4 separate regions of the Mus musculus genome follow, and all the other regions are linked to region 1. The links are chromatin loops, found by intact Hi-C in ENCODE. Cell type or tissue: heart. All regions are shown on one strand. Region 1 has its middle 12 kb from the start of Gm30310. Region 2 has its middle 19 kb from the start of Gm25805. Region 3 overlaps Gm5767 (predicted gene 5767). Region 4 holds the start of Mettl22 (methyltransferase like 22).

Evidence for each region. Peaks named below come from ENCODE experiments on the same cell type or tissue, not always from the same donor. Only the 100,000 strongest peaks of a DNase experiment are listed, where the experiment ranks them.
Region 2: it touches region 1 in a loop (3.0-fold over the local background); 2 of 42 quality-filtered maps call a loop at or near these places.
Region 3: it touches region 1 in a loop (7-fold over the local background); 27 of 42 quality-filtered maps call a loop at or near these places.
Region 4: it touches region 1 in a loop (14-fold over the local background); 5 of 42 quality-filtered maps call a loop at or near these places.

The regions. Positions count from the first base shown.
Region 1 is chr16:8,865,754-8,873,753 of GRCm38, reverse strand. No RefSeq gene overlaps it. Among named protein-coding and RNA genes, the nearest start is that of Gm30310, 12 kb to the left of the region's middle. In heart, a CTCF peak has its summit at 3,835 (motif pointing right); a DNase peak (open chromatin) is centred at 3,823.
Region 2 is chr16:8,781,626-8,789,625 of GRCm38, reverse strand. No RefSeq gene overlaps it. Among named protein-coding and RNA genes, the nearest start is that of Gm25805, 19 kb to the right of the region's middle. In heart, a CTCF peak has its summit at 7,787 (motif pointing left); a DNase peak (open chromatin) is centred at 4,685.
Region 3 is chr16:8,681,764-8,689,763 of GRCm38, reverse strand. Gm5767 (predicted gene 5767) reads right to left here. Exons shown (of 4, transcript NM_001324517.1): 2 at 6,783-6,884; 3 at 6,361-6,505; 4 at 5,859-6,006. The coding sequence ends at 5,892. It overlaps Usp7 (ubiquitin specific peptidase 7), which reads left to right. Exons shown (of 31, transcript NM_001003918.2): 31 at 1-1,042. Among named protein-coding and RNA genes, the nearest start is that of Gm5767, 5.0 kb to the right of the region's middle. In heart, a CTCF peak has its summit at 3,480; DNase peaks (open chromatin) are centred at 2,813 and 3,453; H3K27ac peaks cover 1,372 bases.
Region 4 is chr16:8,466,887-8,474,886 of GRCm38, reverse strand. It overlaps Mettl22 (methyltransferase like 22), which reads right to left and starts at 4,074. Exons shown (of 11, transcript NM_146247.1): 1 at 4,022-4,074; 2 at 921-1,056. The coding sequence starts at 1,038. Gm30012 (a long non-coding RNA gene) reads left to right here and starts at 3,736. Exons shown (of 5, transcript XR_384641.4): 1 at 3,736-3,944; 2 at 5,292-5,344; 3 at 5,673-5,811. In heart, CTCF peaks have their summits at 3,537 and 4,197; a DNase peak (open chromatin) is centred at 4,106; H3K4me3 peaks cover 1,552 bases; H3K27ac peaks cover 1,255 bases.

The DNA.
Region 1 (8,000 bases):
GCCTCTGGGGTTAGATGCCGAGCGTCCGATATCAGCTATTTTATTTATTATTAATTATATATGTTTTTATGTAATGTATAAACACATTTATTGTGTAAGTGACACATAAAATATTATGTAGAAATATATTATTTTATGAGTACAGGCACATGCATGCCACATGTGAGGCCAGAGGTCAATCTATAGGAGTTGGTTCTCTCCTCCCACAGCAGTTTTCAGATATAGATCTCCCGCTATCAGGCTTGCATGACAAATGCTTCTACCCGCTGAGCTTCCCTGCTGCCCTCTGACATTGTCTTCAACTGTAAAGTTAAACAACTGCTGAGTTAGTTGCCCTCAGTTTAGTTCTTTTCAAGTTTTCCTGAGTGAAGGAAATGGTGCTTGTCATTTGGGTCTCCTCATTCTGGAATGGGTCACCTCGCTCTGGGATGGGTCACCCCTCTCTGGGATGGGTCACCCCTCTCTGGGATGGGTCACCTCGCCCTGGGACAAATCTTTGGATTCTGAATGTTCATGAAGGACTACAATGTATCATACATGTGCTCCCTATGTGGAGAAATACCAGAGTTAGTCAGCAGATACATTACCTTGAAGGTGGCTGGTCTCATCTGATCTCAGAAGATAAGCAGCAACGTCAGGATGGGTTAGGGTTTGGATGGCAGACTCGGGGTAATTAAAAATAACACCGGCCATTGTTGCAGGAGAAGGTGTATCTCTCAGGTTAAGTTGGACTGTGTGAATCAGGTGTGATGGTGGTAGTGGTGGTGCATGCTTAGAAAGCCAGGACTCGGGATATGGAAGCTGGAGGGTTAGAAGCTCAGTCACCCTCAGCTCTATGCCTGGGCTGCAAGAGATCCTACCTGGGAGCGAGAGAGACAGAGAGAGCTCAGGAGCAGTGGGGCCATGGCTCTGGGGACAGAGCCATGCCAGGTAAGTATGAGGGTCAGAATCTGAACTCAAGGAAACAGGACAGACAGGACGGCCCACCTACAAGACCAGCACTCAGAAGGGCACTGGGGTCTCCAGGGCCAGCTGACTAGCCAGAGCAGCCCTATTGGCAAGCAAAGCCTGCCTCAACAAATAATTTGAAGAACAACTGAGGAAGACGGCTAAGGTCAACCCCAGGCCTCTCTCTCCACATGCACACACAAGTATCTGCCTCCCCCCACAAAGCCATACACAAATCGCTACAAAAGGAGCCCAAAAATCCAGCAGGAAAAGAAAGAAAAGAAACATTGTGACACTTGCTTTACATCCTGTACAGCTGTGGGTTGTGCTATGCCTGCTCAAAGACAAAGCATCGGGAAACATCACATTTAGAATTTTACTCTTAGACTCGAGAGTCTGCTACTTTTCTCAAGTAGAAATAGTTAAATTCTTCCCATCCCTGTGACAAGAAAGTCTGCAGAGTAAAGGAAAGGTGCCTCCCCACTCCACCCCACCACCACGCCCCCGCCCCGCCCCACCCTGTGTATCTCTTGGGGAGTGACATGAGGCCAGCTCAGAGCATTTGAGTCTCCCTCCCTGACTCACCATGGCCATGGCTGTAGCACTGCTGCCCTCTGCAGACACCCAGACACAGGAACCCAGAGGTAATTGGAGTAGTTCAGCCTACCATTATAGAAGCCAGTGAGCGTGAGTGATCTTTAACTGTCATCCAAAGAGCCAGCAATCTGAGAAGACAGTAGGTTAACATCCTAAAAGATCAGTCTTCCATCTTATCTCCAGCTGGCAGGTGACAGGGGCAGAAAGGAGACAAAGGCAATCACTGCAGAGCTCTGCCCTACCTCTGTGATTAGGGGTCAGACACATTGCTGAGCCTATCCTCATGACCTGTGTTGCTTCCGTTGTTGCCCCGAGAGTCTTCCCTCTTTCTGTGGGTTTTTAGGCTCAGGCATTTCTGGAAACACTGAGTCTAGTTGCTTCTGGCTGGTACCATCTTTATACTCCCCCAGGGGTATCTGGGCTGGGAGTGGTTAACTCAGAACAACCCAGCTATGGACAGAGGAAGGTCTCTAAGCTGTTGATAACTTGTGTGCGCAGATGCGGATCCCTTTTCGTAATATGGAATACAAGAGTGTCTCTATAACAGAGACTGTGAAAGTGCCCCTATCACAACCACAGCCACATCTGCACCAGGCCATGGGGATAAGTCTCTCTTCTACACTCTGCCCGGTATAACAAGGACAAGAGTGCACCAGGTGGATAGAGGAGGAGACACAAGTGGTGATCAGGCCTGATCCTGGAGATCAGAGAAGCACTTGGGATGGAAGGCTACCTGCTCTGGACGCTCTTAAGTACTGTCTCCCACAGTCCCTGCCCAGGCAGACCCTAGCATTCCCTGCATTCATCAGTACCAGCCGGTTCCTCTCATGCAGAGTACTGTGTGGGGTGTGGAGGATGGAATAAGAAAAGAAGAGGGATTCCCCCCCCCCAAAAAAAAGAAGAATGGCTGCACCTTATGGTGGCTGCCGTACTAATGCACTGTGGGCGTAAAAAGTGTCTACAGGGAGTGTCACACTTAGTCCGCTCCTATTTGTTACACTTTATTGTGATAAAACACCTGACAAGATAACACAAAGAAGGAAGGGGAGAGAGGGCTTATTTTGGTTTACAGTTTTGTCATCGAGAGGAAGTCATGGCAGCAGGAGGTGGTGCATCTGGTCACATGTCCACAGTCAGGACACAGAGAGATGATGCGGGTGCTCAGCTCACATTCTCCTTTTTAGTTGATCTGGGACTAGAACTGATGGAATGGCACCACTCATATTTAGGGTGGTTCTTCCCACCTCAATTTACCTAATCTAGGTAACCCCTCACATGCATATCCAGAAATCTGCTTATATGGTGATTCTGAGATACATCAAGTTGACAGTCAAGGTGTAGTGGCTGTTCCTGGTTGTCAACTATATTTGGAATGAACTACAATCCAGAATTGGAAGGCTCACCAGTGACCCTCATCTGGAGGCTGGGAGATAGAAGTTTCTGATCTGGATCTTGGTATGGAGATCTTGAGGCGTAGTGGCTATGGATTCCAGAAGACAGGGAGATCTCCGAGTTCAAGGTCATCTGGGATTAAAGGTGTGGTAGCACACACCTTTAATCTGGCCTACACCTTCTACTGGAGACCATATACTGACATTGGAAGAAGGGAGTCTTGCTCCTGCTCTTTCGCCTGCTTGCTGTGTGGGACCGAGCAACTGCTAGATCCTTCCATTCACAGCTGCTGCTGAACCATTGTTGCGAATTGGACTGCAAGTTGTAAGTCACCAATAAAGTCCTTTACTATATTGAGACTATCCATAAGTTCTGGGACTCTAGAGAACCCTGACTAATACACAAGGTAAACCATCAAGGTGAATTAGCTTAGGATTCTCTAAGTTAACCCTAGATTTAAGTAACTTCGCTCACTAATTTTTTTAGGCAGTCTCAAGGAGACCGGGCTAGCCTCAAATTCTATACATAGCCAAGGATTGCCTGGATTTCCTGATCTTCCTGCCTCCACTTCTCAAGGGCAGCTATAAAAGGCTCCAAACTTCAATTCAGTCCTACGTCGGTTGTACCCCTCTGCAGACCCAAGCCCCCTACAAGACTTTGTTCCACCAACCTCTGCCTTCACTAACCCATAAACTCTACAGAGGTCGAAGCAACACCCTGCCCTAAAATCTTCAGACACTGTACCACAAAGGGTCTTTCTAGTGCTAACCTACTCAGAGGCTTCTAGGAAACAGGTGATCCTCCAAGAGGTCATGCCTGTAACAGCAGGGATCCCCTGAGGCTGGAGACCAGTGATCTGGTGAAGTACAAGGATCAGAGGCTCTGAGGCCCAGTGGCCTCTAGATGGCAGTGTCCAGCCAGAAACAGGAGCAATCTGATAAACAGGGAACCCAGAAAAGGGGGTGGGCGGACACAAAAGAACCTGGGGCTGTTCAGAGACCCAAAGGCACTATCAGGGAACCAGTCAGCACCTACTAATGAGCCCCATGAAGAGAGGAAGAGGGTTTGAATCATCAGTAAGATACTATGGAGCATTTATTGAAACCCTGCTCACTGTCACTACTTGGAACACTTCCATGCCTCATGGGATGTTCTTCCATAGCATAAATGAACTGATGTGTTTAATTAGACCTTTGTTGAACGTATTTGGGCTCTTTCTTTCCACTTCTACATCAGGTGATACACACCTGATACCACTGCATAAAGACCAGCTTCCATCATTATTTCTTTGGAATGTCAGGGCAGAAATTAGATGACAGGATCAAAGGCTAAGGTCCACTTGTTTTCGTTTGGGTTTGTTGAGACAGGGTACCACTAGGGAAGCAAGAGCCACCCTCAGGCTGGCATGAACCACACCACCAGGCATATTTGTTGACTGCTCGATTGAAAACAGTCTCACGATACAGGGAGCTTCTCTGGCCTCGAATTCACAGCAACCTGTCACACCTCTCATTTCCAGGGGCTCTGCTTTTAAATTTCTAGTTCCCAACAAGATAGAGCAGAAACAGAAGTTGTCTGCTTATATTTCTAGTTCTAAACCCCATTCACACCCTGGCTTCACTGTGCAACACCACTTTTTCACTGATGGACAAGAATCAGTGTCTGTGGACCAGGAAAGTAGATTTCTCATTCTTTCATTGTGTGTGCATGTGTGCACACGTGTGCACAGGAGTTGGGGGGAGGGTGGTGCTGCCGTACCCATTGGGCTTTCACATGAGTTCTGAGGCCCATGGTTTGCTCACTAGACCATTTCTGTAGCCCCAAACTGGTCCTTGTCATAACTCCATTTCCCTGAGCTCATATTATGAATGGAACTTTACATTCATGCCATGTTTTAGAAAAATATTGTCTATTTCCTCTGTGTTTATAAATATGTACATACTGGGGCTGGAGAGGTGGCTCAGCAGTTAAGAGTACCAGATGTTCTTTCAGAGGACCCAAGTTCAATTCCCAGCACCCACATGGCAGCTCACAACCGTCTGTAGCTCCAGTTCCAGGGATCTGATGCTCTTTCCTCTCCTCGCCAAACATCAGGCACACACAGTACACAGACATAAGCACACTTACACACAGAAAGCAACACACACCAACCTTGAACTCCTCTACTTCCTAGGTAGGGATCACATGTATTTGACACTGCGGCAGGTTCTATGCAATGTTCCATACTGCTACCAAATGAGCAATATTCCCAGCCCTGTGAGTACTATTCTGAGTCCTGAGGTTGTTAAATTTATGTAAGCCTAAATATAACTTAAAATAGAAACCATAATTACAACTTACAGTCAAGAAAGCTGAGGCAGGAAGTTAACTAGGTTGGTTCAAGGTCACACAACTCATTAAATGCTGGAGTCAGGATTCAAATCCTGCAGTTTATCTCCAGAGACGGAATCTGAACATTGAGTCATGCACGTTTCATACTTCTGATCTGCATAATGTTGTTTTAACATTCTACATGAGGCTTCTATCTTGATGTGTATGAGTGTGCCCATTCATGAGTGGAGGGTAGGGATCAGAGAGCAGCTCTGATGTCAGCCCTCACCTTCTAACTTGTTTGAAATAGGGACTTTTTTTTTCTCTCTTGCATATATCCAGACTGCCTCAAGCTTCCAGGTCCTCTCAGTATTGACATGGAAACTTCTAGTTCTTTGGGAAGTTATGTCAAATGTTTTGCTGGGGCATCCTGCTAAAGCAAACACATGAAAGACTGTTTTCCTGAAGCAGCCACAGGTAAAAGGATGTTTGGATATAGCAACACATGAAAGGACCTGTGATGAGGGAGTATAAACGCCACAGACAGTGGGAGATGAGCACTGGGCTTTTGTTTGGTTTGCTCTGCCTCGCTATTCTTTGCTAAAGATTCACATGTATTGGCCTGCCTTACGCCTTACATGGTGTGCAGCCATTGAGAGAAACTGCTCATAAGGTTCCTGTGGTGGCTTGCTGCCTATGTGACCTGACTTTAAGCTGGCTGGCGAGCCTGGTGGATTCTTCAGAATTGAAGTATAGCTGTGGGTTCGTGCCTGGTGTCTGCTTGCTGAAGGGACTGGACTGTAGCTGCTGGTTCATGCCTGGTGTCATCCTGCCTAGAGGACTGGTCTGCAGCTGCTGAGTCATAGTTGGTGTTTGCTATGGGACTGAACTGCTGCCAAAGAAGACTGAACTCGCCCCAAAGAACTCTTGCTGAACAGGTCCACTTCCCCCATAGCCTAATAACTTTTCTCTTCACTGCCTCTGCTGGGTGGTGATCTAGAGGAGAGGTTGAACCTAAAAGTAGGTTGCAAAAAATTTATGCCTACACAGTATTCCTCCTATAGTGGTTTGAATGAGACTGTCTTGAGCTGGCAAGATGGCTCAGCAGGTAAGAGCACTGACTGCTCTTCTGAAGGTCCTGAGTTCAAATCCCAGAAACCACATGGTGGCTCACAACCATCCATAATGAGATCTGATGCCCTCTTCTAATGTGTCTGAAGACAGCAACAGTGTACTTATTTATAATAATAAATAAATCTTTAGGCCAGAAAAAGCAGAGACTGAGCGACCAGGGCCAGACCGAGCAAAGGTCCTAAATTCAATTCCCAACAACCACATGAAGGCTCACAATCATCTGGTCAGCTACAGTGTACTCATATACATAAAATGTCCTAGTTCAGAGGTTTAGTCCATTATCATCATGATGGGAAGCATGGCAGCACACAGACAGATGATGTGGTGCTGGAGGAACCTAGAGTTCTACATTTTGATCCCCAAACCGCAGAGGAAAATGCTACACTGAGCATAGATTGAGCATGGGACCTAAAGGCCTACTCCCATAGTGACACACTTCCTCCAACAAAGTCACACCCACTCCAACAAAGCCATACCTAACAGTACTACTCCCAATGGGTCTATGGAGCCCAATCACACTCAAACTACAATAGCCCCCATAGGTGATTTCATACGTTTTTCAACAGTTAGTGGAACTGTTTTGGAAGGTTTAAAAAGTACGGCCTTACTGGAGGAAGTGTGTCATTGAGGTGTGGCTTTGAGGTTTCAAAAGCACATACAAAGCACATAACAGGCCCAGAGTGTGCCTATGTCTCTCTCCACACCCCACCCCCACCATACCTCCATACCTTCATCCCTTCCTCTCCCTCTCCTTTTACCTGTCTGCCAGCAGATCAGGATGTTAGCTCTCATCCCCCAGCCTGCCTACCACCATACTTTCTGACATGATGATCATAGACTAACCCTCTGACAGTGTAAGCAATGTCCCCCAATTAAATGTTTTATTTTATGTCTCCTTGGTCATGGTGTTTCCTCACAGCAAAAAAAAAAAAACGGTAACTAAGACCTCTCCCTTTTGCCCTGTACGAACACAAGGATTACAGAAGCACATCCCTGTAATATCCCTGGAGTCTGGGGATTTGAACTCAAGTTCTCACATCTGGCTAGCAATAGTTTATCCACTAAGCCATGTCCCTATCTCTAGATCATAGCTGATGTAGGGGGATACATACACACACACACATACATATACACACAGAGACACTAAGCTTAATTCAGAAAATCAATTCCTACCATCTGCTTTGAGCATTCACTTAAGAGTGCATGCAAGCAGTATGGCTGGATATTTATTTCTGTTCTTTGTGTACCAGCAGTCTGCCTGAAGATCAACATGAGATGTGAAGGTATCAAGTCTGGTGGGAGGATGTTGATTAAAAACTTAATGGGAGGGCTGGAGAGATGGCTCAGTGGTTAAGAGCACTGACTGTTCTTCCAAAGGTCCTGAGTTCAAGTCCCAGCAACCACACGATGGCTCACAACCACCTGCAATGTGATCTGATGCCCTCTTCTGGTGTGTCTGAAGACAACTACAGTGTAATCATGTACATAAAGTAAATAAATATTTAAAGGGGAGGGGTGGCTGGAGAGATGGCATAGTGGTTAAAAGCAATGACTGCTCTTCCAAAGGTTCTGAGTTCAATTCCCAAGCACACACATGGTGGCTCACAAACATCTATAAT
Region 2 (8,000 bases), 84 kb after region 1:
TATCTAATGCTACATTGTAAAGAGAGAAAAGAAGACTAGAATAAGTATAAATATACCAGACTTATCTTTGGAGTAGAGTCACAGATTTTTTAAAAATTTGTTTACTTTTATGTGTCCTTTGCTATTTTAATTTCATTTTTATGGGTGTTTTGCCAGCATGTATGGTGTTTGACAAATGTGTAGTGCTTTTGGAGGTCAGAAGACAGAGCTAGATCCCCTGAAACTGGAGTTACAGATAGTTGTGAGCCATTATATGGGTGCTGAAAATCAAACCTGGGTCCTTTGGAAGAGCATCCTATGTTCTTGACTGCTGAGCCATCTCTTTACCTTCTGCCACCTACACACACACACACACACACACACACATACACACAGAGTTTGTACAGGGTGGGTGGTTTGTTTTGTTTTTACTTTCAGACAATATATTTTTATTGTATGTTTCCCCTCCCCCGACTCCTCCTGGCTTCTTCCCTCCCTCCCCACCCACATTGGTGTCCTTTCTCTCCTTTCAGAAGTGAAGCAGCGGAATGAACCCTATGTAGTTAATTGGTCCTCTCAAAGTTGCCCTGTCTATGATGGGAAAGGTCCAGCCTGACCCCACAGGGATGCTTTTTAGCAAACAGTGACTGTCCTGGAAAGTCTGCCTGTGGGGTGTCTCTGCAAGGCCACAGATAGCCGAGTAAGGATGCCCACGAGGCAATGCAGTTAGGTTCAGCAAGACTCAGCAGCCTGTGTTGGTTTAAACTTCTAGAGTCTGACCCTGGGCAGTTGATTTATACACTGTACAACTTTGGAAAAAGGTTTCCTGGTGGCAATTATCACAATAATCCTTAGGGTGTGGCTAAATCACAATTCTTTTTGCAAGTACAGAGGCAGAGACAGGTGGAACCGCCTTCTCCACCAGCCCCAGCCACCACCACCCCCTGACCTATTTTTTCCCCATCCTTTCTTAGACAGAGTTTCACTAAGAAGCCCAGGCTTGGTTTGGACTTAAAATGATCCTCCTGTCAGGGACTCCCAAAAGCTGGGATTGTAGGCATGTACCACCATAGCTGCTATAAATAACATTTGTGTGTGTGTGTGTGTGTGTGTGTGTGAGAGAGAGAGAGAGAGAGAGAGAGAGAGAGGGAGAGAGAGGGAGAGAGAGAGAGAGAAATTTTGTTTAGCTAGCTTGGTCTACAGCGTGAGTTCCAGAACAGCCGGGGTTACAGACAACAAACCCTGTCTCAGAAGGGGGTAGGGGTGTCCTATTGACTGAGAAAGGGCACTCAGGGTAGAGGTCTAAGCTGAAGTATCTGGAATAAACAACATTGTCTGAGGATTCGGGTGAGGCCCTGGCCCTACCGGACAGCAAAGATCCCTGGGTTATTAACCACATCCATTCCCAGCTCTGCAGGTGGGAATAGGTATAAATAAGTCCTTTCTGTTCCAGAGGGGAGCCTGCTTGTTTAACATTCCTGGTTTCCCTGGTGCTGGCTGAGAGCAGCTCATGCTTAGCGTCTACCCCAGTATGCACAGGGCAGTCTCTGCTCATTGACACAGTCTTTCCTCTAGGCAGGAAGCTATTCATTAAGTCTGACATGTATAGCCTAGGTCATTATTTTTTGATATAGGGTCCCATGTAGAGTAGCCCATGCTAGCTTTTTCTTTTCTTTCTTTTCCTTTTTTTAAAAAATTTTTTTTATTTAGTCATTTATTTATTTATTTATTTAGTATGAATACACTATAGCTATCTTCAGACACACCAGAATAGAGCATCAGATTCCATTACAGATGGTTGTAAGCCACCATATGGTTGCTGGGAATTGAACTCAGGACCTCTGGACAAGCAGTCAGTGCTCTTAACCACTGAGCCATTCCTCCAGCCCCTTGTCTTTTCTTTTTTAAATGAAGACAGGGTTTCTCTGTGTACCCTCGGTTGTCCTGGAACTTGTTGTGTGGTCCAGGCCAGCCTCAGACTCAGAGATCTGCCTCCCAGGCCCTGAGGTTTAGGGTGTGCATCACCACTGCCTTGCCCCAAGCTGACTTTAAACTTGTGCTGTAACTAAGGATGACCTGGGACTCCTGTTCCTCCTGCTTCTACCTCCAACATTTTTGAAGGCAGGCATGGTGATCAGCCCTGTAATCCCAGCTACTAGGTAAACTGAGGTGGGAAGATGGAAAATTCAGGAATTGCGTAGACACCAGGCAGTGGTGGCACACGCCTTTGATCCCAGCACTTGGGAGGCAGAGGCAGGCGGATTTCTGAGTTCGAGGCCAGCCTGGTCTACAGAGTGAGTTCCAGGACAGCCAGGGCTATACAGAGAAAAAGAACTGCATAGACTAGAGAGTAAATTCAAGGTCAGACTAGGTAACTTAGTGAGATCCTGCTTCAAAGGAAAAAGCTTGCTGTTTTCATGAAGAAAAGAAAAAAGAATTGAGGAGGTGGTGGATAGAGCTCCTTCCTAGTAATTGTGAGGCACTGGTTTCAATCCCCAGTAACACACACACACACACACACACACACACACTCATACACACTCTCACACACACACACACACATACACTCATTCACACATACACACACACACACTCACACACACACTCACACACACACACACATACACACTCACACACACATACTCACACTCACATATTCACACATATATTCATGCTCACATACACACTCACATACACTCATACACACTCACACACATAACTGGATGTAGTGGCACATATCTGTAGTCGTAGTCCCAGATCGGAGACCAACCTGTAATGTATGAAGCCCTATATCAGTAAGAAAAATGGGCTGGGGATATAGTTCAGCACTTGCCTAGCACAGGCAGAACTCTGAGTTCAATCCCCAGCACTTCATGGTAGCAGAGAAAGGAAGACCAGAAGCTCAGTTCCATCCTCTACATAGTGAGCCTAGGCTATCCTGAATTACAGAGTATCGTGCCAAAAAAGAAAAAGAAAGTGGGGCCAGTGATAGCACATATCTTTAGTTCCTGCACTGGGTAGGTGGAGGCAGGAAGATCTGAGTTTGAGGACAGCTTGGTAACAGAGCAAGTTCCAGGACAGTCAGAGCTATAGAGAGAAATCCTGTCTCTAAAAGCCCCACATCCCAAAAAAGAAAGAAAAAAGAAAAGAAGCCAAGCATGGTGGCTGATGACAGTTACTTTTAATTCCAGCACTTGGAAGCTAGAAGCAGGAAGATTTCTGTGCATTTGAGGCCATCCTGGTCTATATAAGTTCTAGGACAGCCAAAGTTATGTTGAAGGACAGTGTTTCAAAAATAAGTAAGTAAATAAATAAATAAGCAGAGAAAGAATTAGAGCATGCTTAGTGCTCTGCCAGCTTTCTCCCATTTATATCAAGGCCAGGGAATGGTGCCACCCACAGTGGATGGGTCATTTCACCTCAACTGAAAAAACCAAAACATGCCCAAGGTACAACCTAATAGAGACAATCCCTTACTGAGATCCTGTCCCAAGCGACTCTTAATTGTGTCAGGATAATGATTAAAACTAATCACATGGGCTGGTGAGATCAGAAGGTAAAGGCCTTGCTGCCAAACTGATCACCCCAAGACCCTCGTGGTGGAAGAGAGAACCTATTCCTGGAAGCTGTCCTCTGACATCCTCACATGCACCAGGGTAGTGCCCTCGCTCGCTCTCTAGTGTTCTCTCTCTCTCTCTCTCTCCCTCTCTCTCTCTCTCGCTCGCTCCCCCTAACCCCCCCCCCCATAAGATTATTTTGTAAGGAGCTGGAGAGATGGCTCAGCAGTTACAAGCACCTGCTGCTCTTGCAGAAGATCTGAGTTTGGTTTCCCGCACCCACATGGTGGCTCACAGCTGTCAGTAACTTAGGTTCTAGACAACTTCTGATTTCCATGAACACCAGTCAGGAATTTGGTGTACATACATATATGCAGGCATAAATAAAACAAAATAAATCTAATTTTTAAAAAGATTTTATTTATTTTATGTATGTGAGTACACTGCAGCTGTCTTCATATACACCAGGAGAAGGCATCAGATCCCATTACAACTGATCGTGAGCCACCATGTGGTTGTTGGGAATTGAACTCAGGACCTCTGGAAGAGCAGTCAATGCTCTTAACCGCTGAGACATCTCTCCAGCCCTTAAAATATTTTAAAATATCATTTTATAAACCAGGTATGATGGTACACACCTTTAATCCCAGCACCCAGAGAGACAGACGCAGCCAGAGTTGTATGAATTCTAGGCCAGCCAGTGCTACACAGAGAAACCCTATCTCCCAAAACCAGAAACCTATGGCTCCTCCCTAGAGCTCTTGGACCATCCCTGGGATGCTATAAACTATCAACTCAGTTCCTCTCACTGAGATACCGGGGGTATATGGAGAGTGTATAAGAATCCTAGGACAGCAGGCTGTGGTGGCACAGGCTGTTCATCCCAGCACTCAGGAGCTTGAAGGACATGGGTAGCAGGTTCCAGGCTAGCCTGGTATACATAGACAAATCTTGTACTTTGGTCTGGATGTAAAATATCTCCCATAAAATACCTTATGAACACTTGGGGAGGTAGTGGAGTCTTTCAGATTCTGGCTGGAGGAAGTGGGTCAAGCAAGCCTTGAGTGTTCCGACATGGTCCTCCTTCTAGCTCCCTTCTGTTCACTTCCTGGTCTGAGATGTCAACACACCGCCCTGGGCTCTATGCCAGGCCTTCCCAGTGAGGTAGACTGTATTTCCTTAAATTGAGCCACATCCTGAATTGTTCCTGTAACATCTAACGTTGGCCAACAAAATGTGTCTGTGAGGTAAAAGTGGTTGTTATTCAAGCCTGATGTTTGATTCTGAAACCCAGCATGGAGGGAGAAAAGTGACTCCTGGGAGTTGTCCTTTGACCTCTGAGTTTGTGCTATGACATGTACATGTCTAAACACACACACACACACACACACACATACACACATACACAAAGTTAATAAAATAAAAACAAAAATTGAGGGGGAGCAAAAGATCCTTTAGAAAGCACTCCCCTCATAATCATGATACATGTTCAGTCTCCAGGACTGCACTAAGCAGGCAAAGTGGCAGATCTTGTAATCCCAGCCCCTTTGAGCAGAAGCAGGAAGATCAAGATCAAGATCATCCTCAGCTCCCCCAAGAGTTTGAGACCAGCCTAGGGTATACAGTTTGCCAGTTTCCACCACTCCTTATTACCTACCAGCAATATTGAGGCTAAAATAAAAAGCATTTTTTTTTTTTTTTTCTTTTCGAGACAGGGTTTCTCTGTGTAGCCCTGGCTGCCCTGGAACTCAGTTTGTAGACCAGGCTGGCCTCGAACTCAGAAATCCGCCTGCCTCTGCCTCCCAAGTGCTGGGATTAAAGACGTGCGCCACCACGCCCGGCTTAAGTTTTGTTTTTAAATTTGATTTTTATGGTATAGTCATTGGTGTTTTGCCTGTACATATTTCTGTGAGGGTGTCAGACCTCTGGAACTAGAGTTATAGGCAGTTAGTTGTGAGCTGCAATGTGGGTACTGAGATTTGAACCCCGGTCCTCTGGAAGAGCAGCCAGTACTTTTAACTGCAAAGGCATTTCTGAAGCCCCATATCAATTCAGTCTGACCTGAACTTTTTAGCAAAGGGCTATGTAGAGATGTAGAGAGAGAGAGAGAAAGAGAGAGAATATGAGAGAGACAGAGACAGAGAAAGACTTTTTGGTATTTCAGGATTATCTTATTGCAGAACTATGCAAAGAAAGATTCAAGTCTCCCTGGCACTGCTTAGTTCCTTAAACTTGAGTTTGTGAACTCTAGACACACAAAGAAACCTGTCAGAAACTGCCATGATGAGGAAGGTGAGGGTTGAATTGGGGACCGATGATGGAGAAAGCCAGAACTTCCAGAATTCACTTGAAACGGAAGGAAGTCCTGTGGGGCACCCGGAAGTAGCTGGTGAATAAACTAGCAACTTCCGGTTGAGGCAGGAGAGGAGGGTTTCCAGCAGCGTCCTTTAGAATACAGCTACATGATTCAGTGTATTTTTTTTCTCCCTAAAAAGAAATAATTGAGCACTTACGTTGCGGGTTTGTTCTATTGCTTTGAATTAATCCAGCCCTCAAAATCAGGATCTACATGTCCGAATGCTGAAGGTCCTTGTCCCCAATTGGCTTTTGGTCGATCAATAAAAAGGCAACAGCCAATGGCTGGGCAGGTAGACTGAGGCGGGACCTTTGGATTTGCATGGGCTAGGGACTGGGAGAGTGGAAGGCGGCAAAGATCGCCATGATGGGGAAGAAAGACCAGACCTAAAGGCCCGCGGACACGTGAGAATCAGGGAAAGTGGCCACTTGGACCACTTCCCCAATTGTGTTTGGGGTAACAGAGATGAAATACAGATTTTAAAAGATGTAACTCAGGAGTACCGGAGGGGAGTGTTTGCAAGCAGCAGGAAGGATTTAGAAACACCCAACCAGCCGGGCGTGGTGGCACACGCCTTTAATCCCAGCACTCCGGAGGCAGAGGCAGGCGGATTTCTGAGTTCACGGCCAGCCTGGTCTACAAAGTGAGTTCCAGGACAGCCAGGGCTATACAGAGAAACCCTGTCTCGAAAAACCAAAAAAAAAAAAAAAAAAAAAAAAAGAAACACCCAACCATTAAGCTAGTCAAGGCACATTTAAATTAACTAGTGCGTGTGTGTGTGTGTTCCATTCAGGAATCCAGATAGCTCTTGGGCGAGTGCACGAATGCCACCCATCAGGAACATGGAACGGTTAACTAATTACTGCTTCATAGCTGGGCGTGGTAGTGCATGCCTTTAATCCCAGCACTGAGGAGGCAGAGGCAGGTGGATTTCTGAGTTTGAGAAACCCTGACTCAAAAAAACCAAACCAACCAAACAAATAAATTACTGCTTCACCTTTAGACTGGTGGTGGGTGCTTGCCTAGTAGGCAAGGAGCTCTGGGTTTGAATTCCAACACTGCCAAAAACCGGAGGAAGAGGAGGAGGGAGAGAAAGCTGGAGGCTGGGCAGGGTGGCACACATACTTTCAGCCGCAACTTTCAGGAAGCAGAGAAAGGTCGATCTCCATGAAGTTGAGGCTATCTAGGAGCCAAGGCTATCTAGGGAGACCTTTTTTTGAGAGGGAGGGAGGGAGAGAGAGAGAGTGGTTGAGGCTTAAGGACCAAGGTGGGTCCTTAGCTCTGCTCTTCATCAGTCTCCTCTACTTTTCTTCTGTTTAATTTTTTCTTAAGAAAACATTTAAAGTGTGTTCGTGGGAAGTGGGAGAATATATAGAAATAGTTGCTAGGATATGCACAAATACTCCCCGAAAGAACCGACTAACTGTATAAGAGTAAGAACAGTAAAAAAAATTCAAGCATCTCAAGTCGAAAAATTGGGAAGAGACCAGGCAAGGCAGGAAGACTACTACATATACATTTGTTTTGCTCTGAGGCAGGGTCTCTCTCTGTCGTCCTGAGACTTGCTATGTAGACCAGGCTGACCTCAAATTCTCATAGATCCTCCTGCCTCTGCCTCCTAAGTGCTGAGATTAAAGGCATTGTGTTACCAGGCCCAGCACCTTCCAAGTTGAAGAATTAGAGTGGTGTGCCACCTTGCCTAGTTTTATGAAGTGCTAGGAAAGAACTCGGGCCATGTCTCAAGAAAATGAAAAGAAATACTTTTACAATAATAAAAAAGTATATTATGGGGCTGGACACTCACTGACTGTTCTTCCAGAAATTGGCATTCTATTTCCAGCAACCACAAGGTGGCTCATAACCATCTGTAATGGGATCCAATGCCCTCTTCTGGTGTGTCAGCGACAGTGTACTCACATACATAAAATAATAAAATCTTTAAATATTTATTATATGTAGTATAATATTTTATCATAATAAAGTATCATAAATAAAAGAATATATTAAGGTAAATGTTTTTTAAAATCAAATTTCAAAGTATAATACAAAAGTGTCAAATATTTTTAAGATTAAGACAAAAAAAAAGTTAGGTCTCATACCCAGGACAA
Region 3 (8,000 bases), 180 kb after region 1:
CGTGTCTAGTTTGGAGTGCAGATAGAAGGAGCAAGCCACACTTCTTTCCCACCCCCAGTACTTCTGTTTGTTTCTGTAGCAGCAGTGTACACCAATTCTCCTGTATATTGCCTTTTTGCTGGAAAATGTTGTATGTTGAATAAAATTTTCTATAAAAATTATAATCCGATGACTGCTGTGGAAGCCGAGGGTGACTGCTCCCCTGGGAGCTTTGCGTTGAGCCAGGCTTTCAGCCGCCACATGCTTTCTCACCTGGCCTTTTCCTTTGGGTGGCAGTTTTTATTTTCTTTTTGAGACATGGTTTTGCCCTACAGGCCTGAAGCTTGCTGTGTAGACCAGGCTGATCTTGAACGCACAGAGGTCCACCTGCCTCCGCTTCCCAAGTGTTGGGTTTAAAGGTGTGAGCTCGGCTCCTGGCTTCCCATTTGGAGCTTGAGGGGTAAGGGTTTGTAAGGTGTGGTGGCAGTTAGGAGGCTGGGGGAGGAGCGGCAAGTCAGCCTGTGCTACGCAGACAGACCCTGACAAGAAGTTGGAATGTAGCTGGCGCCACAGAACTTGTCTAGTATGTGCAAGGCCCTGGGCTTCATCCCCAGTATCTAAAGAAAATGCAAGCATCCTCAGGTGGAATTCCTTGGAGTCTGTATTCAGACTGAGGAAGTGTAGGGCCTCTGCATGAGGCGTCTGGGGGAGGCCACTGGTGTGCTGTGGGTTACCTCGGGCCTCCTGGTTCTGAGCCAGTCTGTAACCCGACTTCCTTTCTCTGTTGCACTATGAATTGTGTGCCTTCTGATAACTTATTGTATCCAGATGAGTGGGGAAAGCAGCACATCGTGGGGGGCCAGGTGGGCCTCGATCCTGCTGGGCCCTTTGGCCTGTAAATGAGAAGTTACAGGTAGTAACAGGCAAGACAATGAGGACTGCTCACCCAATGTTGGCCTTTGAACCCCAAGGTGTTCCTGTTTCAGGGTTTGTTGGGGTTGCTCAGACTTAGATACCCACAATTTTTATTCTCCCTTAAATATTAAATGACTATTTTTCAAATAACTTCTTGTAGTGTTTCTTGTGTGCCGCATTCATTTCTCCATTCCTTACCAGCTCCCAAAATACAGAGTTCATTTACCTGATTTAGGTGGAGGTAGAAGCAGATTTCTACTTCTAAATTTAAGTATTACTAAAATGTGAGAAACGGTTGTCTTCCAGCCTGCTCACTGAATCCCCTGAGGATGCCGTCGGGTCCCTTTGCTCTGTGACGTGGGTGTTGATGTAGGGGGAGTGTGACTTCAGTGAGGGCTTGCAGCCTTGGTGGCTATGTGATTCTGCTCAGGGCATGAAGCTGGAATGGTTGTGCATACCAAAGTGGAAACAGGGTGATGAGTTCAAAGCCATTCCTGGCTACGCATCAGGGTCTGGGATGCCTGAGACCCAAGCTTGAAAACCATGGGTCATTGGCCTCTGTGGTTTTCTTCAACACTAAAACTCCCTGTGGCTCCTCTGAGGCCATTCCCCCTTTAGCAGAGCCTTGATTGAGCCAACTGTCCCTGTGACCAAGCACATCTGGCAAGGAGGAATACCATATTGCTTTCCAGCTGTTTGTTAGGGTAAATGTGCAGTTACATTGATGAAGCCTGGCAGGGTGGTGATCCCAGCCACCGATGAGACTAGTCTGGGCTACATAGTACAAACCCTCTCTCAGAGTAAAACCCAAGTCTGGTTGTGCCACATGGGGAATAGGTACAGCCCTTCCTGGAATGGATGTCTGTGGAAGCTGATGAGGGACAGAGGTCAGGTGCTTTTGTAGGAATTGGGGCTGTCTTCATGTGTGGGGCCCTCAGCATGTTGTCCCTGTCCCAACCCTGTGCTATCAGACAGTAGCTGCCCCCATGGCAGAGTGCCTTGTGTCCACTCTCTACTTCAACTTCTGGCTGCCTGTGGCCAAGCACCAGGAATGGGGCTCAGTTCCTAAGGGAAGGGACAGTCACTTTAATCTGTTGCACATAGTCAGAGCCAAAGTCCAATGTCCTCATTGGCACTCAGTTTGATCCTAGGGACTGCTGAGATGCAGTTCTTACAACCTGCTGGCTTGAAGGAGCTCCAGGGGACTTCATTTCCCAGGTAGGCAAAAAGCTCCATCAGGACCAAATCTCCTTGTGTCCTTCAGTTTTACTGTTGGTGGACATGGGTGGTTGTGAATGAGACCTGCAAGCTGGGACCCTCTGCTTTGAGATCATTCTGAGGGCAAAACTTGGGTATGATAGTCTCTGTCCCTCCCTGCCAGGGGTCACTGGCCCATGTTAGGTTATGTGCCTGGTCTGGCTGAATGGCAGGGCTAGATGGCAGGTCCCAGCTTGTACCTTCAACATGTTTGGAAACCAGACTCCAAAAGGCCTCACGGTCTCTGAGGTGAGCTCACATGTCCTTTCCTGCCAACCAGGATACTGGGCTCTTGGATGTTCTAGCTCAGTTTTCCAGGCTTGGGCTTGCAGTAGGAGGAGGTGAGGGGGTTGGGAAGGCACCTTTAGGTTCGTCGAGGCTGAGGGGTAGTGTTAGCCTTCCAGCTAAGTGGCGTGCACAGTGCTAAGGGCGCATTAAAGCTGTCCGACTTCTCTCCCTGGCCCTAGCTCACTGTCCCCAGACCAGCTGCAGGGCAGATTTCCAAGGTGGACCTGCTGGGCAGGGCTGGCAGCAGTAGGCTGGGAGTGGGCACAGAGGCCTGCCATGGTGGCTGCTGATAGCACAGCCATGGCACGCCACACCCACCTGTCCACTCCAGTGATAAGGCTGTCACAGAGGGTGGGGTGACCGTAATCAGCACCGTCCTTTTAAGCTCACACGGATGCCGAGTAAAGCAGGACCTTCAGGCAGCTGCAGCACTGTGGGTTTCTTCCACTTTCTATGATATGGGCAAGCCTGGGGTCTGTGGGGAGGGGGGGCTCACGGCCTAGGCACTGTGGAGTTGAAAACTGAGACACTCTTGTCCAGGAATACAAGTCAAAGCCCAACATGTTGCATGGGGGACAGAGAGGGACCTGAACAGGGAAGGGAGCTTTCAGGTGAGCTTGGAAGGGTCATCCAAGGCTTGCTTTCTGTCTGAGGCCCACGCTGACTTGGCATGATAGTGTGATCTTGTATCAGGTCTATTTCTATGCTACTAAGGTTCGAAGTTCTGAAGTCCAGTTTCCCAGTATTCCCTCCATTGCAGGTGGTAGACAGGCTTGGGGGTGAGGGAACCCCTCAGGTCTGGAGAGCTGCCTGCTTTGGGCAGTGTGCCTCGCCCGACTTTCAGGCTTCTAGCAATCTCAGCCTGGAATGCTTGCTAGCCCACCCACAATGCAACTACCCACTCATCTACAGCTTTTATATCAAACTAATACAGGGAGGCAGACTTGAGTTTCTGGCTGCCCATGCATTCAGTCACCAGACCGCCTAGGCCTGGATTTCTACCTCTGTCAACTGGTGCAATGCTACCTCCCTGTGGTGAGTATGGGTATTACAGGGAACCCAGCACAGATCAGTGGCCCATGTACCTCATGTGCCTGTCATTTCCCATGTCCCCCTTTCTCTTATTCAGATAATTTACTCGTTTCTTCACCCTTTCTACTCATATAGTGATAGCTACACCAATATAGTTGGTTTTTTCAAAATTAAATGGAGCTCCAGTGTGGTAGTTCACACTTGTCAAAACAGCGGTCAAGAGGCTGAGTCAGGAGAGGATGGTGAGTGCCAGGCCTGCCTGAGATACATAGTAAGCTCAAGGCCAGCCTGGGCAATTTAGTGAAGTCCCTGCTACAAAATGAAAAGGAGGGTTTGGGATGTAGAGTGCTTGCCTGTCATACGAAGCCCCTGCTTCAATTCTCAGCATTGCAAAGACAAAAATCCAATCGTTCTGAAACTGGATTTCCCTGTCCCTCCTTCCTGATCTTGCCCCTAATGCTCATCCTACCCAGAAGTCTCACCCACGGGCCAGTTTGAGGTCTTTTAACAACCACTTCCTTCCTGTTGGCTTCTTTGCACCGTGACCTTGGGAAGGAGTCCACCCCAGGAGAGGACTCAGCAGGACCCCTTCCTCCCTCCCCAACTTCTCTTGTAGCCTCTCCCTAAACTTCTGTTAGATCTTAGGGGTGTCAGGCTCATGAGTCTTCCTGGAAAAAGCACTGAAGGGATGGGCTATTCTGGGGTGCATAGAGAGGGTGCTGCCTGGGTGGGGTCCGGAGGGAGGTAGCAAGCACTGCACATGGCTCCAGGTCAGCTCATTGAAAGAGTATGATCTGTGAGTTCCAGGGCAGCAACTGTTGCTGTGATAAACTACTCTGGTAAGAAGAATGGAAGGGAGAAAGGGTCATTTTAGCTCCCAGGCATCAGCTTGAAAGTCACCTGATACCCACAATCAGGAAGCAGAGATGGATAACTGCGTGCTGCAGCCCAGCTCTCTTTTTTTTTTCACTTAACCAGTCCGGGATCCCAGCCAGGGAATGGTGCTGTGCACAGCGGGCAGGTCCTCCTGCCTCCATAAATATGATCACACCTCCTCCACCACGCCAGGCAAGGCACCTTGCCTAGACAGGTCTGGATCTGGACAACAGCAGCAACAGATTTTTCTTTCTTTTTTTTTTTTAAAGGGCCAGGCATTTACTATGTAACTAAGGCTGGCAATCCCCACCTCAGGCTCCCAAAGAAGTATTGAATTCTTGTCCATATTAACTGCATCATTAACTGTCTGTTAGCCACAGGTGAGGCTGGTGAGGGCGCAGCAGAGTGTGGGGCAGGTGGAGGGGAAGAGACTGGGCGAATAGAAAGGCAGGCTGCACTGGAGACCCTCCCCATACACCCACTCCTGCAGGAGAGGGCTCTCGAGACCCGGTGAGGTCCCCCCATTTGTCTGTGTGTCTGCACATACGTGGGTGCACCTGTGTAGGTGTGCATGTACATAAGTGCACAGTCATGTGGAGGCCCAAGGTTGATGTACAGGATCATCTTACTCATGTAGGCAAGGTCCCTCAAACCCAGAGCTTGCTCACATGGCTAGTCTCACTAGCCAAAGCTTGCTCTGGGAGCCTCTTTCTGGGACTTGGAAGGCTGGGATTACATGTGTGCTGCCCGCCCAGCCAGCACTTGTGTGTGTTCTGGGGATCTAGGCTCTGGTCCTCACTTTTGTGAGGCAACTCCTCTTAATTACAGGGCCATCTTTCCATGCCAACGCAAGGGCTTTGTCGGCTGCCCGGGGCATCCAGGGGAAAAGGCCGAGGGGCTGCTGGAGAGGACAGAAGCCTAGGGAGGTGGCCAAAGGAAGCTCAAGCAAGCCTGGGGACAAAGCAGGCTGAGGAAAGCTGCTAGTGGGTGGCCAGAGGACATCTGCAGCCCTCGGGGCTAAGGATCCCAGACTGCAGAGACCCACGGTGAGGAAAGGACCACGCTCTCTTGGCACTGCGGTTAGGGCACTGGTCCCTGAGGGAGCGGGTGTGAACCTGGATGTGGGTTGGGGGATTATACAGATGAGGTGTGGCTAACAGGTTTTCCCAAAGGAGCAGAAGCTGGAGCTGATAGGAAGAGGCTAGGAAAGAGGTGGCTTGGCTGGTGGAGCTGTGGCATCTATAATCAGTTAGAGGAGTCTTGTGCTCCAGCCCTCCTGAGGAAGATACCAACTAGCACATGTTGTGACCCAAGCTTACGTAGGTACCATCTATGGTACATGGACAGAACAGAGGAGAGTGGAGGGTGTTTACCATACTCTTGATGAATGGGTATATGGGGGGCGGGCACACATACACATGCATGCATACGTGCATACATATACACACATACATGAACACACATACATGGACATATAAACGCATATATGCACATGCACTCATACACACATATACACCCTGATGTTGCTTTATTGCTGTTTATAGTCATAATCCCAGGCGATGGAAGTAGTAGATCTGGTGATGGCACATGGGGCAGGAGTGGGTCACATCCATGGTGCTCCGTATGCAGAAGGGGATGAGACAGCAGCCCAGGAAGCACCTGCAGCCTCAGAAGCAGTGTGTGTTCACCTGAGTAGGTCCCTGTGCTGACCTGCACCCTCGTCACACTTCTGCGTGGGTCTCAGTTCTTTGGGGGCAGTTCTCCAGAGCTGGGCTGAGAGCTATACTGAGCCCTCTGTTTCTTGGCAGTAGCAGTGATGGCGACCTGTGTGGAGCCATTTGCCCTGCAGGTGGGCATTGTCCACCCCACCCCCATCCATTGTTTCAGCCACCCAGCTAGAGGGCAGACTACCCTGAGAGAAGAAACCAAACCCAGTCTGGGACCTCCCTTTGTCCCCAGTTCTCTCTGCACTCGGCTAACCCACCCTATCTCTAGCAGGTTCCCACTACTTACCCAAACACAAAGAGGCCACTGCACAGCAGCCAGGTGAGGAGGCCTGGGGTATAGGTGGTCACTGTCATGATACGGTTCCCACAGTAGGGACATACGGCCTGCACTGGGATCGAAGTTGGCATATAAGGTATGCCAGTGAACGGGCCTGGGGAATGGAAACAGGGAAGATGGGTCAGATCAGAGTAAGTTCCAGGGGAGCCAGGTTTACACGGAGAAACCCTGTCTCAAGAAACAAATACTAAAATCCTCCAATAAGTTTGCAGTAGAGAAAGGAAGATATCTCAGAAACTCTAGGTATGGCACCATCTCAGGTGAGCAGTGTGAGGCCCAGGCTCACCAGAGAAGGTGCTGTCTGCTTGGTGACTGGCCTTCTGGGTGCCTGAACATGAGACACAGGGAGGGGAGGCGGGTTCCTTACTTACCTGGTGGGACTTGGTTGTACACAGGGTAAACTCCAGGTGATCCTGGTCCTCTTGAGCTAGGAGGGTAGGAAGAAGGTGGCGTCTCCCTGGACTGCCTAACATCTGAGAGAGAAACAAGAGGCAAGGCCCCAGGTCTCAGATCTGCCGGCACTGAGCCACCGTGTGGCTGACACTGCCATTGTGAGCTAAGTTGCCCACAGTTATATATATTTAGGAGGTGGAGGGACCAGGAATTGAACTCAGGCACTTCTGCCTCCACTTATGCCCTCCTTCTGCACAGGGGAAGTGCAAGAGGTCTGAGATGGGCTATTTGGCCACACAGTGCCAAACAGGAAACATGGTTCACCCATTCCTCAATGAAGCGGGAGCCGAATAGTACAGGTAGGGAGGCTCAGAAAGGTTGAATACCTTGCATGAGGTCGCTCAGTAAGTATGTATTAGAGACCAGGTAGGTTTCTGACCAAAGGCAAGGGACCTAACCTCAGCGTGGCTCTGAAGTCAGGATATTTATGTTTCCTCTGATGCTTTCTGTAGCAGGGAGGAAGTTGAGAGAAGGTACGCATCTCCAGGCTCACTACCATTGTGCCTTGGCCTGCACCCCATGTCCAGTTTATGCAGTGCTGACAAGCCCAGAGCTCAGTGCATGCTAAGTTCTCCATCAACTGACTGAGTTGCATCTCCAGGTTCATTTTTTTAAGTTCAAATCTTATTTAGGCCGGGCAGTGGTGGCACACACCTTTAATCCCAGCACTTGGGAGGCAGAGGCAGGCGAATTTCTTGAGTTCAAGACCAGCCTGGTCTACAGAATGAGTTCCAGGACAGCCAGGGCTACACAGAGAAACCCTGTCTCAAAAAACCAAAAACCAAAACAAAACAAATCTCATTTAGGCTGGCCTGGAACTTGCTACCCTCTTGCCTCAGTGCCTGGAGTGCTGAGATTTCTGGTATAAGCCACCACCCAAAATGAAACACCATGTTGTTTGTTTGTTTGGGTTTTTGGGGGGTTGTTTTGTTTTGTTTTTGAGACAGGGTTTCTCTGTGTAGCCCTGGCTGTCCTGAAACTTGATCTGTAAACCAGGCTGGTCTTCAGCTCACAGAGATCCACCTGCTTCTGTCTTCCAAATTGCTGGAATTAAAGGCATGGCTTTTTTTTTTTTAAAGCCACCATGATCTGGGCTGGACAGGAAGATTCACAGAGTTTTTCTGTATAACCTTTAG
Region 4 (8,000 bases), 400 kb after region 1:
TCTGAAAGACACAGGTGAAGGGAAATCTTCACAGTGGGCAGAACTTCGGGCAGTACACATGGTATTACAGTTTGTTTGCAAGAAGAAATGGCCAGATGTACGATTATTCACTGACTCATGGGCTGTAGCCAATGGATTGGCTGGATGGTCAGGCACTTGGAAAGATCACAATTGGAAAATTGGTGAGAAAGACATCTGGGGAAGAAGTATGTGGATAGATCTCTCCAAATGGGCAAAGGATGTGAAGATATTTGTGTCCCATGTAAATGCTCACCAAAAGGTGACTTCAGCCGAGGAGGAGTTCAATAATCAAGTGGATAAGATGACCCGCCTGGGGCCTACAGTCACACAGAGCTCCAACATCATTCCTGCATGACAATGTGGGCTCGCTCACTTCTGCATGTCGGTGGTAGGTCAGGATGTGGTACAGCAGGAAAGCACAGCAGTGCACAGTGAAGGAAGACTTAAGTGACACGAAGAATGAAGTACACCCGAGTCACTAAAGAACACGTAACGTTTGTGGCTTCTAGTTCTAACTGTATCATGGATTTTTGTTTGGTTGGTTTTGGTTTTTTGGGTGGATGGTAAGTGGTTAAAGAGAGAGAGAGAGAGAGAGAACAGTTAATAGCGAAATCATAAAATCCAATGTGAGGCTCCCCAGTGTCAGAATGGCTATTCTGTATAGAAGTATACAAAATGGCTAACTGTACAGAAGTTGGCTGAGACATATAGAAGTTGGCTGGGTCTCATTAAATCTTATAGGTGAATTTTGTTTTCTTTGTCAGTTTTTGCAATGAAGTTTTGATTTAAAAAAGAAGAGGTTTCCCCCAAAAGAAGTATGTAAAAAAAAAAAAAAGAAGAAGAAGATGATAAAGGGCCCCAGCAGGCAGCCAGTTGCTCCACTCAGACCCGGATCTTACCTGGCTGCCCCATGCCATTCAGCCGCACCATGAGGTGCCTCTGGTTGGGGGTGTACAGGTGGACATCTGACAGCACAGTGTCACTTTTGAAGGTGACCTCGTCCATGGCTGGGCCCATGCTATTCCTGGGATGCACCTGAGACAGAAGAACAAGTCCAGGTGGCCAAGGGAAGCCTGGAACATCTTCCTGGATGACACCCTTTATACTGCCCTGCCCCCCCCCCCCCCCCCATGTCTCTTCTGTGGCTGAGGATCCGTCCAAGGCCTTGCACCGGCTTGGCAAGCTCTCCATCACTAAGCTATATCTCAGCCATGTTTTTATTTTGAGACAGACTGGCCTTGACTTATTCTGTATTTCAGACAAGCTTGAGTTTGTGATCTTAGTGGGATAACAGGTCTGTACTACTTGCACTTTTCAAGCAGCCAAGAAAGCTGGGGAAACCGCACGGTAAACATGGTATATCCACCGCTTGGATTGATGGAAAACTAGCACTTTGTTATGTGTAGTTACACAATCTATCTAAGAATATATAACATCTACCTAATAATAGGGAACATCTATCTATGAATAATATAACATCTACCTAATAAAAGACTATCTACTCAATAGTAGAGACCATCTACTTACTACTGAGACCATCTATCTAATAGTAGAGATTGTCTGTTTAATAATAGACACGCAGCTGGGCGGTGGTGGTGTAGATGCTTTTAATTCCAGCACTCAGGCTGAGGCAGAGCTCTGTGGCTCTGAAGTCAGCATGGCCTACAGAGTGAGTTCCAGGACAGCCATGGCTACACAGAGAAACCCTGTCTCGAAATCAAAACAAACAAACAAACAACGCTCCCCAAAATAGAGTCCCTATATATAATAGATCATTTGCCTAATAACAGACTATATTCCTAATAGAGACCACCTACCTAATAATGGAGACTATCAAATAATATATACCCATCTATCTAAGAGACCATCTATCTAATAAGAGACCATATATTTAATAATGTATTATCTAGCAATCATCTATTAATACATATTATCTATCTTATCCAGTAAAGCATATTACCTACTATCTACTATCTATCTATCTATCTATCTATCCATCTATGATTTCTCCTTTGAATTCTCTTAAAAGTGAACTGAAGACAACATGACATTTTACTACTGAATTCTTTCATTACCTGTCTCTGAGGAATACTTTCCTATATAACTATATACTACAATTAGAAACCATATCCAAGCCACAGTGGTTGCAAACAGGAAGGCTTTCCTTCCAACTAACTGTTCTACCTCACCACAGAGCACCAGCGGAAGTCTGACGGGCCTCGAAGCTGGGCAACTAGGTATAAACTCTGGTCCCCCACCTCCCAGCTACAGACCTCGGGGGGAATCACTTTCCTCTCTGGACCTGCTCTATCAGCCATATTGCCACCTTGCAGGAGTGTGGGAGTGGGGTGAGGTGTGGGAAAAGCTCTGAGCAGAGTCTTTGAATTACAACAGGTGTGAAATAGCGGCGACTTCTTTGCCACGAGGTTGGTTTCATGTGTTTGGCCCAAACCTGCCCTTCTCCAGTGCCTACAGGGACAATTCCTACGTGGTTGGTGTGCTTACGGTGAGTCAAACTCTTAGGAGCCTCCATTTGTTTTCAAACTGGAAGATGGAAACGGTTTAATTTTATTATCATAATTCAGATGTCTTCATGCTCTAACTGCCCACAGCTGGAGCTTTGTATATGGATGAGTGCCAGGGAACGGCAATGGCGCCAACCCAGAAAGTTCTTCTCCGAGTTTGCTTTGTTTCCCTCCACAGCATGATAAGCCAGCGAAAACGTAAGCGGGTAAGCAGGTGTGAACTGGGGCTGGGAATGAAACCAATGTGGGATTTCATGTGAATGAAATCAAAGAAGTACTCAGCCTTCAGCAAAACCACTGGCAACAAAAATCAGACATGATTCAGGCAGAGGAAACACAGCCTAGCCCTAACCACCTACTGGTTCGAGGTAGACTGGCTCCCCTAGTTCTGAATGGAAGACAAGATTTGGCTTTTGGTTTTGGTCCAAAAAATCCTCTCTGCCATCTTTGGGAACACTGACCATGAATAAGAGGATAGAATGTGTTGTTATGGTACACAAATTTACACCTCAGAGGATGCATGTTCATTGTTCATTCTGTAAGTGGGAATTATATGAGGACCAAATCGTCTAACATATAGGTGGAAAACAAATTCTCTACTAACCTCTGGTCGACTTCGTCTACTTAAAAGTATGAATGAAGCAGGTTTCCCAGGAAATGTGGCCTGAGAGAGAAGTCCCAGGTCATGAGCCTCCTTTAAGGGTTTCGCCTGGGAATCAGCATTCTGGAAATAGGGAGGCACTGAGGCCTGTGTGAGGATTAAACGTGACAACCGTCCCTTTCAGGGATCATCAGTAACTTGTAAGTAGCTACAGGATCATGTTTATAGAAAAGTGTCCCGGGGAGATGGCTAGAGACCTTGAGACAGTTTCTCTACTTAGAAAATGCATGGTATAGAGAGGTGTCCAGTTTCTCCTAGGTACTGCTGGAAAAGCAGTCCCAGGTTTCATGTTGCAAATTCATTCCGGTAGGGGAGCTGGCAGGTCGTCTAGGCAATTCCGAGACGGCAGAGTTGGATTCCCAAGAATTCTTCAAGGGTTACAGCCACTGTTATTCCCCAAACCAGTCTACCGGGGTGGACAGAACTCCCCTCCTCCCAGGCAGGTGGATGCACACCCACTGGACAATCAAAACTTAGGAGCTGGGAGAGGGAACGCCAGGAAGCTGGAGGGCGCAGGGCTCAGAGGTGCAGGAAAGGGCTGGCCACGCGCGCAGGGCGGCGTCAGCGGCTCCAGGGACCTCCTCCATTAGCGGCCAGTCACTCTGAAGAAGCCAGTCGCTAACCCGGCCTCTCCTTCCCTTCCTAATCCGAGACAGAGTGGGACTGCCTCACCCAGCACGGAAACCGAGACGTCCCATACAGAAAGGGAAACTGAGGCTGAGGGTTCAGACTTCAAGGTCGTGTAAGCTTGGCTCTCAAAGCCAAGATGCTCCCTGGGTTCTTCCCGGTCCCGCCCCCTCTCCCGGGCTCTTACCCGCCATGACACTGGTCTGAAGTCCCACGCGGAACCCTAGCCATGGGGCTCAGGAAGCCGCCATGACGGACAGCTTGCGCAGGCGCGGTCCAAGCGCCGGCTCGGGTCGCGCATGCGCACGCGGCGGCAGCCGCTAGCTAACACCTGATGCTCTCGCTCAGCCCTGTGGCGGCCACTGGAGGCTCAGCTGTCACCTGGTCGGATTGCTCATATGGCCGTCCAGAGTGGGGACGCCTCTGCACTTCGGTGTTTGGAATCCCTCCTGTAAAAAATTTAAATATGGCTAAGAATCTCAGCGGTGTAGAGAGCCCAGCACAAGAAAAAAAAGTTAAATAATTTGCTTTAAGTGTTAGAGTCATTAAAGATCAGAGTCCTAATAAGCTGTATTTAACCATTGTTCCTAAGTATGCCCAGGAAACAATTAATAGGCAAAAGCAGAAGACAAAAACATACAATGACCCACCCAAGTACATGTTTCGGGCACCGATAGGATATTTATGTTTAAGTAGAGTGCTATAGTTATGCATAGCTAAGCAGTCCTGGTCTGGGTATGGTACTGCCCATCATTGCTCCATCCTTTTTTTTTTTTTTTTTTTTTTTTTTTTTTTTTTTGGCTTCAATCTATCCTGCAAGGAGTTTTGAAAAGTTGTAATTCTCTTCCTGGAAGACAGTGACTCATCTGTTTGGTCCCTGGTATTAACCTTTATCTCCTCCCAGCTTGGGACTGTTGGGGAAAATCAAAATTTGGGGGTTGACTGTTTCAATAATCTGATAGCCAAAGGGAGGGGCACAAGTGTGTTACGTTTAGAATATCCTTATTCCGGCAAGGCAGGCAGGCTGGAGGATCACTCAGCCACTAAGTGGTGAGGATTCAAATTGGAGGGTGAGGGATCCGGAGTGTGTTAGCCAGCATGCCCCTTGTTTCTTCCCAGTGTTATGTATACCCTGCGTTTAGCATCCTTACAAGCAATTGGCAGGACTAACGGATCTAGTCATCAAGTCTCCAGTAACGATGATCCCGGATCTTTCTAAGTTGGAGTCTAGCATAAAATGAAATAGGACACAAATATTACACCTTAGGTAAACCTTATCCTGTTCAGAATGCTGAGAATGGTAAGTGCTTAAGGTTGGAGGCTGTATTTAGTCACTTATTTTTGTGGCTGTGATAAATACTCAGGAAAAACCACTTAAGGAAATAATGACTTCTTTTGTCTCATGCTTTCAGAAACCACCTAAGGAAATAATGACTTCTTTTGTCTCATGCTTTCAGAGGTCCAGCATTGCTAGCTCCATTGCTTTGGAACTGTGGGAGCTAGAGCACAGGTAATGGGAGGCCAAGCGCTAGACCCAAAGGCTCAATGACATATTGTCTCCAGCTAGGCTCCACCTCCAGAGGGTTCCACCCACTGGATTATAAATCTAACAGTGGATGAATCTACCCATGAAGGCGTCTGATCCCTATGATCCCACACAGGGGCTAACACAGGCTCACACTGAAATCCCCACCTCTGATCAACACTTGCATAGGGGCCAGGCTTTGAATACATGCTCACTTCTGGGTACACTTTGATCTAAACTGTAGCCGAGGCAAATGTGAATCTCATGTCCTCTATTTGCTTTCCGCTTGCCCCCTGGATTATCTGAACGTTAGGGCTCAAAGAAGAAGTGTGGCCAATTGCAGAAGATGGGGCAGAGAGAGCCCATGGACACTCCAGGCTCCGGGTGAATTCTCATCTCTTTTCCCTAGAAGCAGAGCAGAATGAAGTGACCATCAAGGCCACATCTTCCTTGTAAGTAAAGCATCAAGTTTCTGGGCTATCCCAAACTGCCTCGACCAACTTTCAGAAGCCACTGCTTTCTGTTGCTATTTTCCTGATGGCTACACAATGCTGAGCAGACACCTCCCCACACCAAGACACATGGATGTAGAGAGTCAGGCAGGCATAGCAACACATGCAGATGAGCACACGTGTATATTCTGCCAGGATAGAAGCACACTAGTGTGATCATGGGAAATTTTTATTCTAAGCAAATATCTATCAAAGAAAAGAAGGCTATCAGAATGTCTCCTAGGTGTGGGACATGAGGGAAGAGGTTACATCAGACAAGTCTCTGCTCTCATGATACTTCTGTTCTGCTGGGGAAGGGCCAGAGAACAAGCAGATATATTTTAAAAGTACAGAGTGCTGGATAGAGAGTTGGGGAATGGAGAATGGTCAGGTGGCCTGGGAAGGCCAGGTTGTATGTCAGGAGGAGCAGGGGCTGAAGGAAGCAAGGAAGGAGAGAGCTGGGCAAAGTATTTAGCAGAGATGATTCCGATTCTCCCTGGGTAGGCCGGGCTTTGATGGTTTTCTCTGGACTGCCCATATGTGTTAAGTAGCTGAGCAGAGAAAATGTAGTGGTCTGGGCAGCTTGTCAGTGTGATCCTGAGGCATTTAATGCCTTTTCAGCTTCCTATCGTTTTCAGAGACATGTTTAACCCCCTGCTCCCAGCCCTGTTAACCGTTCCAGCTTCACTTCCTTACACGTCCTTCATAACCATGGGCAGCATCCATTTCCTTCTTCTTCCATAACTGTGTAAGACCTCCCCAGACTTTAAAAACCACGCTTCCCTGCTTCCCTTGCAACGAACATGGCCTATAGCTAATGGGAATAACGGGAAGTGAGAGAATGTGGCATGGGATAGTTCTTGGGAATTTTCCCTTAAGAGGAGATGAGGATGGCTGAGATTAAAGCTTAATGAAGAGCACTTGCCTAGCATCCATGAGGCTCTGGTTTCCTCCTCACTACTGAGAGCTGGGAAGGGGGTGGAGGCTAGAAGGGAGGAACTGACTTATTTTTTTGCTTCCCTCCCTCCCTCTGTCCTTGTGGTTCTCCTACCACAGTCTCTCAAGTAGCTAGGATTAGAAGCTCAGATCAGCTGAGCGCTCTCTCTCTCTCTCTCTCTCTCTCTCTCTCTCTCTCTCTCTCTCTCTCTCTCTCGGTTGGTTGTTGAGATAGGGTCACGTAATCCTCACTGTCCTCACTGTGTATACTTGCTTCTGCCTCCCAGTTGCTGGGATTAAAAGTGTGCCAACAGGCCCTGGAAGGTTTTGTTTTGTTTTATTTTTATTTTTTTTAAAGCCAAGCCCTCACATAGCTTAGGTTGACTTTGAACTTGCTATGTAGCCAAGGATGACCTTGAATTCCTGATCCTCCTGTCCCTACCTCCCAAGTAGAGTATGGTTGTGTGCCACCATGTTTGGTTTTTTTTTTTTTCCATTTTTTATTAGGTATTTAACTCATTTACATTTCCAATGCTATACCAAAAGTCCCCCATATCCACCCACCCCCACTCCCCTGCCCACCCACTCCCCCTTTTTGGCCCTGGTGTTCCCCTGTACTGGGGCATATAAAGTTTGCAAGTCCAATGGGCCTCTCTTTCCAGTGATGGCCGACTAGGCCATCTTTTGATATATATGCAGCTAGAGTCAAGAGCTCCGGGGTACTGGTTAGTTCATAATGTTGTTCCACCTATAGGGTTGCAGATCCCTTTAGCTCCTTGGCTACTTTCTCTAGCTCCTCCATTGGGAGCCCTATGATCCATCCATTAGCTGACTGTGAGCATCCACTTCTGTGTTTGCTAGGCCCCGGCATAGTCTCACAAGAGACAGCTACATCTGGGTCCTTTCAATAAAATCTTGCTAGTGTATGCAATGGTGTCAGAGTTTGGATGCTGATTATGGGGTGGATCCCTGGATATGGCAGTCTCTACATGGTCCATCCTTTCATCTCAGCTCCAAACTTTGGCTCTGTAACTCCTTCCATGGGTGTTTTGTTCCCAAATCTAAGGAGGGGCATAGTGTCCACACTTCAGTCTTCATTCTTCTTGAGTTTCATGTGTTTAACAAATTATATCTTATATCTTGGGTATCCTAGGTTTGGGGCTAATATCCACTTATCAGTGAATACATATTGTGTGAGTTTCTTTGTGAATGTG